3 separate regions of the Homo sapiens genome follow, and all the other regions are linked to region 1. A link is a contact called in ENCODE Hi-C or POLR2A ChIA-PET data. All regions are on one chromosome and are shown on one strand. Each heading gives the region's core, a stretch centred on a gene start or an enhancer-like site at or near the end of the contact. The rest is flanking DNA. Distances are from core to core; before and after follow the strand shown.

The links. A loop is a pair of places that touch in the nucleus more often than their neighbours do. ChIA-PET counts read pairs that join two places held with the same protein, here RNA polymerase II (POLR2A). Pooled maps may share reads with other maps.
Region 2: a loop to region 1 is called in a pooled map, with 2.4 times the contacts of the local background. The contact joins two enhancer-like sites. A Hi-C loop is called at or near these places in 1 of 50 pooled maps. POLR2A ChIA-PET finds 5 or more read pairs at or near these places in 2 of 52 experiments (activated T-cell and activated naive CD4-positive, alpha-beta T cell).
Region 3: a map of CD8-positive, alpha-beta T cell shows a loop between it and region 1 (2.5-fold over the local background). The contact joins two enhancer-like sites. A Hi-C loop is called at or near these places in 1 of 168 maps with a recorded cell type or tissue (CD8-positive, alpha-beta T cell) and 2 of 50 pooled maps. POLR2A ChIA-PET finds 5 or more read pairs at or near these places in 1 of 52 experiments (naive thymus-derived CD8-positive, alpha-beta T cell).

What each region holds. Positions count from the first base shown.
Region 1 is chr5:142,221,771-142,225,422 of GRCh38, reverse strand. No RefSeq gene overlaps it. Among named protein-coding and RNA genes, the nearest start is that of SPRY4-IT1, 95 kb to the left of the region's middle. RefSeq lists an enhancer at 1,943-1,992. Within about 2 kb of position 1,627, at least 3 of the 41 ENCODE cell types and tissues checked have a DNase peak (open chromatin) inside an H3K27ac peak, as active enhancers do.
Region 2 is chr5:142,843,744-142,847,395 of GRCh38, reverse strand. All of the region lies in intron 1 of ARHGAP26 (Rho GTPase activating protein 26), which reads right to left. Among named protein-coding and RNA genes, the nearest start is that of ARHGAP26-AS1, 23 kb to the left of the region's middle. Within about 2 kb of position 2,020, at least 18 of the 41 ENCODE cell types and tissues checked have a DNase peak (open chromatin) inside an H3K27ac peak, as active enhancers do.
Region 3 is chr5:141,700,652-141,704,303 of GRCh38, reverse strand. It overlaps LOC124901092 (a long non-coding RNA gene), which reads left to right. Exons shown (of 2, transcript XR_007058973.1): 2 at 628-938. Among named protein-coding and RNA genes, the nearest start is that of ARAP3, 20 kb to the right of the region's middle. RefSeq lists enhancers at 1,915-2,064, 2,653-3,153. Within about 2 kb of position 2,008, at least 7 of the 41 ENCODE cell types and tissues checked have a DNase peak (open chromatin) inside an H3K27ac peak, as active enhancers do.

The DNA of each region.
Region 1 (3,652 bases), core at 378-2,877:
TGAGATAAGCTACCTCAGGGAAGCAATGTTGCACAGTGGTTAAGAATGCGGTCTCTGAGCCAGGCTCCATGGCTCTGACTGTAATCTCGGTACTCTGGGAGGCCGAGGTGGGAGGATCACTGGAGCCAAGGAGTTGGAGACCAGCCTGGACAACATAGTAAGACCCTATCTCTACAAAAAGTAAAAACAAATGTAACTGGGCATGGTGATGCACACCTACAGTCTCAACCACTCAGGAGGCTGAGGCGGGAGGATTGCTTGAGCCCGGGAGTTCGAGGTTAGGGTGAGCCATGATTGTGCCACTGCACTCCTGCCTGGGTTTGAATTCTGGCTTCATCACTTAACAGCTAATCACTTCAGACAAGTTGCTCCATCTTACTTAGCCTCATTTTTTTTGTTTTGTTTTTTTGACACAGAGTCTCACTCTGTCACCCAGGCTGGAGTGTAATGGCATGATCTCAGCTCACTGCAACCTCTGCCTCCCGGGTTCAAGAGATTCTCCTGCCTCAGCCTCCCAAGTAGCTGGAATTACAGGCACCTGCCACCACATCCAGCTAATTTTTGCATTTTTAGTAGAGACAGGGTTTCGCCATGTTGGACAGGCTGGTCTTGAACTCCTGACTTCAGGTGATCCGTCCGCCTCTGTCTCCCAAAGTGCTGGGATTACAGGCGTGAGCCACTGCGCCCGGCCACGATGTCATAATTTTTAGTAGATATTACTGAGTTGTGCAAACATCACCACAATTCAGTTTAGAACATTTCTAATACCCCAGTAAAATCCCTGGTGCCCATTCAGTTCGTCCTCATCCCATCCTCACTCCCTGGCAGCCACTAATCAATCTACTTTCTGTCTCCATAGATTTGGCATTTCCGGGCACTTCCTATAAATGGAATCATACAATATGTGGCCTTTTATGTCTGGCTTCTTTCACATAGCATAATGTTTTTGAGGTTTATCCACACTGTAGCATATACTGGTACTTCTTCCCTTTTTATTGTCAAATAATATTTCATTGTATAAATTAACCACATTTTATTTATCCACTCATCAGTTGATAGACATTTGAATTGTTTCCAGTTTGGGGCTATTATAAATATTACTGTTATGTAATATTTGTATAGATGTTTTTGTGTGGATATATGTTTTCAATTCTCTTGGGTCTATACATAGCAGTGAAATTGCTGAGCTGTATGGGGAAGAAAAAGTATGGGTTGTCTAACTCTTTAAGAAATTGCCTCCCTGTTTTCCAAAGTGGCTTAGCCTCAATTTCATCATCGGCAAACTCAATATACTGAGTCTCTCCCTTGTATGGATATAGTGGGGTTTGATAAGTCAATGCATATAAAACATTCAGTACAGTGCCTGGCTCATGGTAAGTGTGCGATCACTGCAGCCTCAACCTGCCAGACTCAAGCAATCCTCCTACCTCAGACTCTTAAGTAGCTAGGATTACAGGTGCACACCACCACACCCAGCTAGTCTTTGTAGTTTTGGTAGAGATGGGGTTTCCCCATGTTGCCCAGGCTAGTCTCAAACTCCTGGTCTCAAGGGATCCGCCCATCTCGGCCTCCCAAAGTGCTGAGATTACAGGCATGAGTCACCATTGGCACCCAGCCAATGCTACTTCTTTAATTAACTTCCTGTTACTTACCTAACTCTTCTGCGGCTCTGGTAGCTCTTTGAAGGTAGGGGTTGTATCTCAACTGAGTCTTTTTTTTTCTTTTTTTGAGATGGAGTCTCACTCTGTCACCCAGGCTGGAGTGCAGTGGCGTGATCTTGGCTCACTGCAACCTCCGCCTCCTGGGTTCAAGCAATTCTGCCTCAGCCTCTCGAGTAGCTGGGGTTACAGGCACGTGCCACCACGCCCCACTGATTTTTGTATTTTTAATAGAAACAGGGTTTCACCAGGCTGGTCTTGAACTCCGGACTTCAGCTCACCTGAGAATCCCCAGCCTAGCAGAATCTCACTCACGCCAGGTGCTTTGTCGGTGGATGAGGAAACTCAAATATAGAGCCCACTGCGGGGCAGGACAGGTGTGGCACTGCCCCAGAGGCACACAGTCCAAGGGAATTGTGAGAGGGAGACTCCTGGGGAGTGCATCAGACAGGACTTCATGTGGGAGGCAGCCACTGAGCTGGGCCTTGAAGACCACTTTCTGCAGGGTCACAGGATTAATCCATAAAGAGATGCTCTCCACACTTCAAGGTAAAGCACCCAACGTCTTCACCTTCAACTAAATCCTGAGGCCCTTTTTTTTCTTTTCAGCGTCAAGGATGAAGGATGGGGCGGACACTGTCTGTTTTCTCAGTGACCTGGCAACCTAACCTAACAGCTGTGTCCAGCATCAAATACTCCTCCTCATCCCCTGCTCTTGCTCCCCAAGACCAGGAGCAGGCGCTGGAGTGCTCCTCCCTGGGGCTGGGCCACAGGCCTTAAAACTCTTTACTCCCACCTCCTTGGGGTACCCCTTCACACCTTCCTGAACATCCTCCAGGCCTATGCACACGACGGAGAGCTGGGGGTGGGGTGTGGGGTGGGTGGCAGCGACTGGGCCGTGGAGAGGATCGGGGCTCTTAGGGTGCTTATTCAGATGCAGTGTTGCTCTTTGCCCACCTCCCCTCACTTCCTCCCATGCCTCTCAGAGAAGTGAAAATAGAGCTGATGATTGGTGCGAGGAAGCCTGTGCCCATGGCCCGGAATTCCTCCAGCCTGATTCACGGGCTTTGGTTCTAATGCACTAGAATTCTCCACTGGGCGGGGGCACCAAGAGGATTCTGGACCACAGCGGTCACACCTGCTGCTCACTTCCACCTCTCACATCTGCTGTGAGGCCCACTCCCCACCAGCTCCATCAGCCAGAAGGCTGCTGTGGCTGGGGTTGCGAGAGAAGGGAGGCGGAACACTTCCTATCCCAGGGGCAATTTCAAAATCAACGCATCCCTTGCCGACCCAACGGCAAACCAACTGCTTGTTTAAGGAAATCAGTGGAATGTATGCAATTAATTACAGGGCAAATCTCAAGTCAGACTAAATACTGGAAATCAGGAACCAGAGTCCAAGTCCCTTTCGTGATCGGAAGGGGGAACTTCCCGATTTGATTGCAGAAAGCAATTTACTTCAATTAGCAGTGACATAAACAGAGTGATTGCTTAATAGGAGCACTGAATCTCTAAAAAATAAACAGCCTGAATTGCATCCTTTACCATTATATTAGCAGCATGGGATTGCTTTTCCCAAGACAGGTTTGATTAACTCTTTAGGAACCATCCTCACTCCTAAGCAGATCTCTTCAGAGCTCCTAAAAAGTCTTCACATCATGGTCCTGGCATTTGTTGTGCACCTCGGGCATATATGTTCATCAATTTGCTTGTTGCTTTAACTTTCAAGTCTTTTAATCCTCTATAATCCTGTGAGATATGTATTATTATGCTCATTTTTAACAGAGGGGGAAAATGAGGCTCAGAAAATTCATGGTGGTGATCTTTTCAAATACATACCTAATCATGTCATTCTCCTGCTTAACTTACCCTCGAAAGCCTTCCAAACCCCTCAGCATAGCCTCCAAAGCCCTGTGTGATCTGTTTCTGGCCTACTTCTCCCACCTCTGCTCAAACCACTTCTCCGCTTGCTCACCACATTTTATATTTTCA
Region 2 (3,652 bases), core at 771-3,270, 620 kb before region 1:
ACAAGAGCAAAACTCCGTCTCAAAAAAAAAAAAGACATCTCCATCCTTTGCTGTATTCGCTGTGTGACCTAAGCTGAGGCAGCTTCCCCAAGGCTCAGGTTCTGTATATTGAAAACAAGGAGATAACAGTACCTAATAATAGTAATTTTAAAAATAGCCACCTTTTATTGAGATCTTACTGTGTATCAGAGAAATGCTGTGAAATTTACAAACATTGTTTCATTTGACTCTCAAAATCCCATGAGACAGGCACTGTTATCCCCGTTTCACAGATGAGAAAACAGAAGGTGAGAGAGGCACAGTGATTTGCCCAAGGTGCACCGAGAGCAAGCAACAGAGCTGAGATTCTCACTCTGGCAGCCCCACATGGGGCCCTTCATGAATCACCCCCCGCTACCCATTTTTTCACAGACCCCTTCTTAGGTTTCCTACCCACCTCATAAGGTTGTTCTGAGATAAGACGTGAAAAGTCCTTAGCACACCGAGTGGTTCTGGATCTCACTGTCCCCCCATGGTATCCTCCTTTAAGGGAGAGTTATTCACATACATGTATGCTTTAAGCATACTAATCAATACATATTGAATTAATGAATGAAGAAAGAGAAAACAAGACTAAAGGACATCTGCCAAACTACTCAAATAAGATACCAAAGTGTCTTACAAGTGGTTACTCAACATCCTATATATAGATTCTCACAGGACAGCACAAAATGTAAGTCTCTTTTGCTCCCAAATGTCTATGAGATGCAGTCTTCATTCTGGGGTATAAAGGGGAAGTGGCAGGGGTGGTCACAGCAGAGGAGTGAGCAGGAATGACATAGCACATCCTAGAAGCAGCAGGCCCAGTTCTGCAGCCCTTACTAAGATAAAATCCCCACTGAAGGGAAATCCCATCCAAATCCTCTTTGCCAGAGAGGAGAAGAAGGTCAAACAGACTAATCCTCAAAAAGACCTGAAATTCTGGCTCACCTGGGCCACACCAAAAGACATTCCCCTGGGAGCAAGAGACAGGCACGAAAGGTGGCATGCCCCACCCTCCCACCTATGCACTGGTGACTCCTCCTCACCCGACACATATACCTCGGCACCCCTCTGAGCTTGGATACAACTCCAGCCATGTGACCTTGGAAAGGTCTCAGGCCCGTGAGATAATACCAGAACCACCCTCACACAGGTAACTGTGGCCCAACAGGTAATACACAAAGCCAGCGTCTGGCATATAACTCAACATGAGTCAGCTATAAATGTGAGCAGACAATGGTGATACAGAGACCCAAACGCTGCAGTACACTGCCCTCCCTTGAAACTAATGCGTGGCTTTCACACATGGATACCTTAGGTAGCCAGTTTCACTGCGGTGCACAAAATAAACCTCTTTGACCATAACAACAAAAAAATCAAAACGTGATTGGTCTCACAGGGGAAAAAAAGGCATGTGAGTGAAGTGTGGGTGAGGAAACAAGGAGAAAATGCAGGCAGGGAAATGGAAAAAAAGAAAAGGATGCAGCCTGACCAACTGCTGACAAGCCAAGAGCTGAGCTTGGGGAGGAAGTAGAGGCAGGTCTCTGTGGGGACTCAGAGCTTAGTCTATCAAGAAGAGAGATGTGAGGGGTCAGTCATGTCCCTGAAGCCATCATGGTGAGGACCTGCCAGCCAGAAGACAGGGCCGCCAGTTATCTGGACACCAGCCAGAGCTGACACTCAGCTGCTTTAGCTGATTTTAGTACTGAGAAGCTGATATGTGTCTGTACATAAACAGTACACACAGAAGCCTCTTCCTTTTCTAAAAATACACGGGTCTGCAGTTCAGCACTGAGAAGGCCACCTAGAGCACATAACAAAGACAGTAACTGCGGATGTCTGGCCACCAGAAGGAAAAGCATTTCCTTTATCAGCAAAGGGCGTGAAGTCACCCTTTACCCCAGAGGCCTGACTCCATCTAGGGGAACTGCATGGCACAGAAGACCTCCATGATTTCAGAGAGCTGACCTGACTCCCACCTTGGACATTTGCTATTCTTAACTGCTCTGAGACTCAGCTTCCTCATCTGTGAAGCAGGGTGATAACAAATACCCACCCGGAAGCATTCTTCTAAGGATGAGAAATAATGAATGCAAACCACCTAGACACAGTTCCTGGTACAGAACAGACGATCAACACACAGTAGCTTGGTTCTTCCTAAAATCCCAGAGTCTTTGCTGCTCCCTCTCCTCTCATCCCTGAAATAACCCAACTGAGGAAGAGAAAGACTGATTTTCCCTGCTCTCGTAGCAGCCTCCCTCAAGAGCTGCAGCTCCTCAGGATATTCCTGGTGCTTGTTCTGGGCAGCAACACAGGCCAAGAAATCAGGAGTCTGCTCACTAGCGAACGGAGGAGAAGACGAAAAGGAAGTGCATCCCTCCAGTCCTCACAGAGGGCTCCTCCACACGTGCTGGTCTCAGTTAAGTTCAGCAGGCATCAGAGAGCAGGGGAGGAATAGCCTGCAAAACGGGGGCTACCATCCTACAATCAATTAAAAGAGTTCTTTTTTTTTTTTTTTTTGAGACGCAGTCTCACTCTGTTGTCCCAGCTGTAGTGCAGTGGTGTGATCTCGGCTCACTGCAACCTCCACCTCCCAGATTCAAGCGATTCTCTTGCCTCCGCCTCCCAAGTAGCTGGGATTATAGGAGCCCACCACCAGGCCCGGCTAATTTTTATATTGACAGGATGTCATCATGTTGACCAGGCTGGTCTCAAACTGCTGACCTCAGGTGATCCACCGCCTTGGCCTCCCAAACTGCTGGGATTACAGACGTGAGCCACTACGCCCAGCCTAAAAGAGTTCTTATTCTGGAGTTCTCAAAGAGCTCTAGAAGGTCCTGGCCCTGAACCCTCTGAAATTGAAAATGAATTTTGGGTAAAGAGGCTTTTTCTTGGGAAATTGTCCTGAACTTTCATCATATTTCAAAGTCTTTGACACTACCCTCAAAAAGAAAAAAAAAAAAGCTTTAAAACTGCTAACTCATTCATGGAAAACAAGAATGTCTGAGAAAGACTAATATAAAGCACTGGGCACTGTGGCTCACACCTGTAATCCCAGCACTCTGGGAGGCCGAGGCAGGCGGATCACCTGAGGTCAGGAGTTTGAGACCAGCCTGGTCGATATGGCGAAACCCCATCTCTACTAAAAATACAAAAATCAGCCAGGTGTGGTGGTGGGTACCTATAATCCCAGCTACTCAGGAGGCTGAGGCATGAGAATCGCTCAAACCCAGAAGTGGAGGTTGCAGTGAGCCGAGATCGTGCCACTACACTCTAGCCTGGGGAATAGAGCAAGACTCTGTCTCAAAAAAAAAAAAAAAAAACTCACTTTTAGCTCACATGTAATGATACTTGTCAAGTATCTTATTATATATTAACTCACTTAGTCCCCACAACAATGGAAGGAGACAGTTATCATCTCTAGATGAGGAAACCAAGGCTCAGGAGCACACCACTTCCCAAGACCCCATAACTAACAAATGGCAGAGCCAGGACTCAGCCCTAAGAATGCATGAAGCCAAAGCTCAGGCTCTTCATCACCATATCACAGTGTCACCTTCTGCAGATCAAGCCCCAGATTTTATAAACTAAAAGGAAAAGTGGAAGGAAAGAAGGTAGAGGTTATGAGAGA
Region 3 (3,652 bases), core at 759-3,258, 520 kb after region 1:
TGGAAATTTCAGTTCTCCAATCACTCATGACTTCACTCTCTTAATCCCTGTGCCCTCCCAACAGGCAATTCCCTGGGCTTAGAATATTTTTCCTCCCATCCCTCACACATTCCTAACCCTCGATCTTTGTCTGGTTAAATTACCCTCCTCTGGGAAGCCAAGTCGGGTGAAATACCCCTCGTCTGTGCTCCCACAGTTGCCTGGGCTTGTTCTGTTACGGCTCTGCCCACCCTGTGGCCAGGCTGTTTATGGACCTAGGTCTCCCTTACTAGACATGAGCTCTCTGTGCAGAGACCAGATTTACCTGTCTCATAGCTGTATCCACGAAGTGAAGAACAGTGGCTGGTATGCCAGCAGTCAGTAATTATCAGTTGACTGATCAATGGGACTGAGCCTAAACGTAGACATTCTACCTGTAAGAGGGATGCACTTTTAAATCCACCCTCTAATAATCTCCTAGGTCTGTGCTCCACACCGCTCTGCTTTCCCATAGCCCCTACACTACTACTTACATAGTAGATAATAACAGCTAGCATTCCCTGAGTGCTTACTGTGTGCCATGCACTCTCTCATTTAATCCCACCAACACATAATGAGATAAATATGATTACAATCTCCATTTTACAGATGAGGAAACTGAGGCTGTCTGAGGTTCAGCGAATCCCCCAGGGTCACAATGTGGTACTGGGATGCTGAACAAATAATTGCTGAATTGAACTGATAGCACTGGCATTACCCTGTGCCTGCTTTCTCCGTGTCCACCGATCTCAGCACAAAGCCTGGCGCAGAGTGGGTGTGCACTCACCAAGCGAGCAAAACCCAGTCCAGCCTGCGGCGGGAAAAGAGGCCTCCTCGCTCCTCTCCCCGCTCCCCCAGAGCTCCCTCTCCCCATTCATCTCCCCTTCACACCCTTAATAAAAGCCCTGAGATTGACCGATTGAAGGGTGTGATTTCCATGGGAGAGCAGCAGCATTTACATGGGAACATTCAAACAGGAACAGAATTCTTCCGCGAGGGCATGGGCTTCAGAAGATAGCTGTGGATAGAGAATTGCCGGGGGAGCGGGTGCCTACGGATGGGGAGCGATCCTTTATTTATTTATTTCCCTCCAGGAGCCTTCACCTTTCATTAAAACACCCTCCGGATGTAGGTGCAATCAAACATTCATTAGACAAGCAAGTTACATTTTTAAAAAACTAACAACGCCCAAACACACACACACACACACACACACACACACACACACACACACACACTCACGCAGCAATAATCAATCTGCGAAATGAAACCGGTCTTTCGGGCGAGAAAAGCAGCCTGTGTTTGTCTGTACCGCGCTCCCCAAGCCCTGCGTCCTCCAGGCGAACAGCCGGCAATGCCCCGAAGCCCGCTCCCCACCCCCAGCCAGCCGGCCGTGACACGAGGGGTCCTTCCACGCAGGCCCTCCCACTCCTTTCCTCGGCAGGGTTTCCCCACGGGTCTGAAGCGCACAGAGAGTTCTCGCATCTGTTCGCAAACCCTGACTCGAGGCTCAGAGCTCAGCACTGGGGGTCATCTGCCCAGGGCAGCGGGCATTTCCCTAAAGCCCTGTGGTTGGGGGAACGGGGATACCGGGCGGTTGACCGGCGAAGCTGGCAGTCCTCTGCCCCTCAATCAGGACCAGCTTCCTGGAGGAGGGGACAGCGGCGAAGCCGGGAATGGGGGCAAGGAAGTGGCTTGACAGATGGGGAGTGGGAGGCTCTTTCCAGCATATGGGGCCGCGTGGGCGGAAGGAGTCTGGGCCTGGCGGTGGGGAAGGGTGGGCACGGGGCTGCGGAGACGGTCCCCGGAGCGGGGACGCGGGCGGAGTGAGGGTGGGCGTGTGAACGGGACGGAGAGGGGAGGAGATAAGCCCCCCAAAGGTGGGGGCGGGGAGTGGGGGCGGCCTTGGATGCGCTCACCCGGGAGCCTGCGGAAGGCGCAGCACGCCGAGCGCCTTGCACAAGGGCGCCCCCTGATGGCATCTCAAGCGGCAGACACGGTTTCCATTTTCTTTTGACATCAATGTAACAAAATCCTCAATTGAGCGCTTCCTAGAAGCCTGGCGCTGGGCTGAGATCTCCTTTGGAAGCCACTACCGTGCCCATTTTACAGCTAAGAGAACGGAACCTCAGCGAGGTCATACAGCAAGAGCCAGGATTCCAATCCATGCATTCATTTACTCAACAGTTCTTAAGAAGTCCCTCTTGTAGGCTGGGGGCTGGAGGTACTGCAGTACACAGATGAACAGGTCCCTGGCCTCGCGGGGCTTATAGTCTAGGTGAGGAAACAGCATACAAGTAAACAAATAAATGAGCAAAATAATTTCAGTGCTGCGGAGGAAATAAACCAGGGTGTGGAGCTAGGCAGCAACTGTGCTCTCTCGGTTTCCCCCAGCCTGCCTCCCCCTCGCTGCTCCCTGGGGGACTGAGATTTGTCAGCCTTGGCTTCAAGGCAGGCAGCAAAGGAAGGTAGCTCTGGGGGTGGAACGAAGTGGGGGAGTGCAGATTCCCAAGGCCAAAAGCCGCTGTCATCTGGGTCCCGGCCACCCCCTCACATGTACTCCGACTAGCACCTGCAGCCCTAGACGTTCCCACTATGGCCAAGCATCTGAATTATTTCCTCATCTCAACCCGATGAGTTTTTAATCTGTCTTTATACAGCAGCCTGGCTGCCTGTGCTGGGATTATTACTGAGTTCTCTGCACATCGATCCCGCCTCCCCTGGCCGCTCTGACCAAGTGAGGCTCTGAGATGGCGGCGGGAGGGGTCTTGGCTCTGGAAAGATTTAGGGGAGTGCCAGTGCTTGCTGTGGGCTGGGGCCTGCAGCACTCAGGTGTCAGATGCCCAGGATTTCAGGGGCACTGCCCTCAAGGCTGGGCTGAGCCAGGGTGGAGGGGTATGGGTATGAAGAGGCAAAGTTTACAATTTGAGCTCAGGAGATGGGGCTGTTTCAGCAATACCAGGCTATTGTTTATTGGGGCAGCTTTGCAACTCGAAGGAGAAAGATGAAAGGAGGGAGGAGAGGCTAAGATTACCTGGGACAAGGGCAGAAGGTAGGGAGAAATGGCTTCTAGTCCCAGTTTTGCCACTTACTAGCATGTAAGTGCCCTTGCAAGCTTGTAAGTGCCCTCAAATGACTCATCTGTAAAATGGGAGTGATTGCAGTGTGTGTTCCATGAGGTAGTATGCACACAGAGCCTTCATACACTAAACACTCAATATGTCAACTATTATTAGCAGCATCATTATCTGTAAAATGGGAGTAGGAATCCTGGTTCTGCTTCCTGGAGATATCTCTCATGAAACTCAAATGGACACAGGCACCAGGCCCATGTGAGGGGCTATTGTTATTGATCCGCAATAAGGTCAACAACACCAATAATGGCATGAACAGGCATGAGGCAGGCACACATATTCTGTCGCTCCCACATTCAATCAGTGACAGACACACTCAGTCTCAGCCTTTCAGACGTGCAGCCTAGATACACCCTCTCCTGCCTTCGGATCAGCCTGATAGTGGGGAATGTGGGACAGAGGCTGCCACATGCGACTTTTCATTTGCCATGGTGCCAATGAATATTTGAGAGTGGCCTTTCAAGCATGCAAATCCGACCATCACACATGGCCCTGGACAA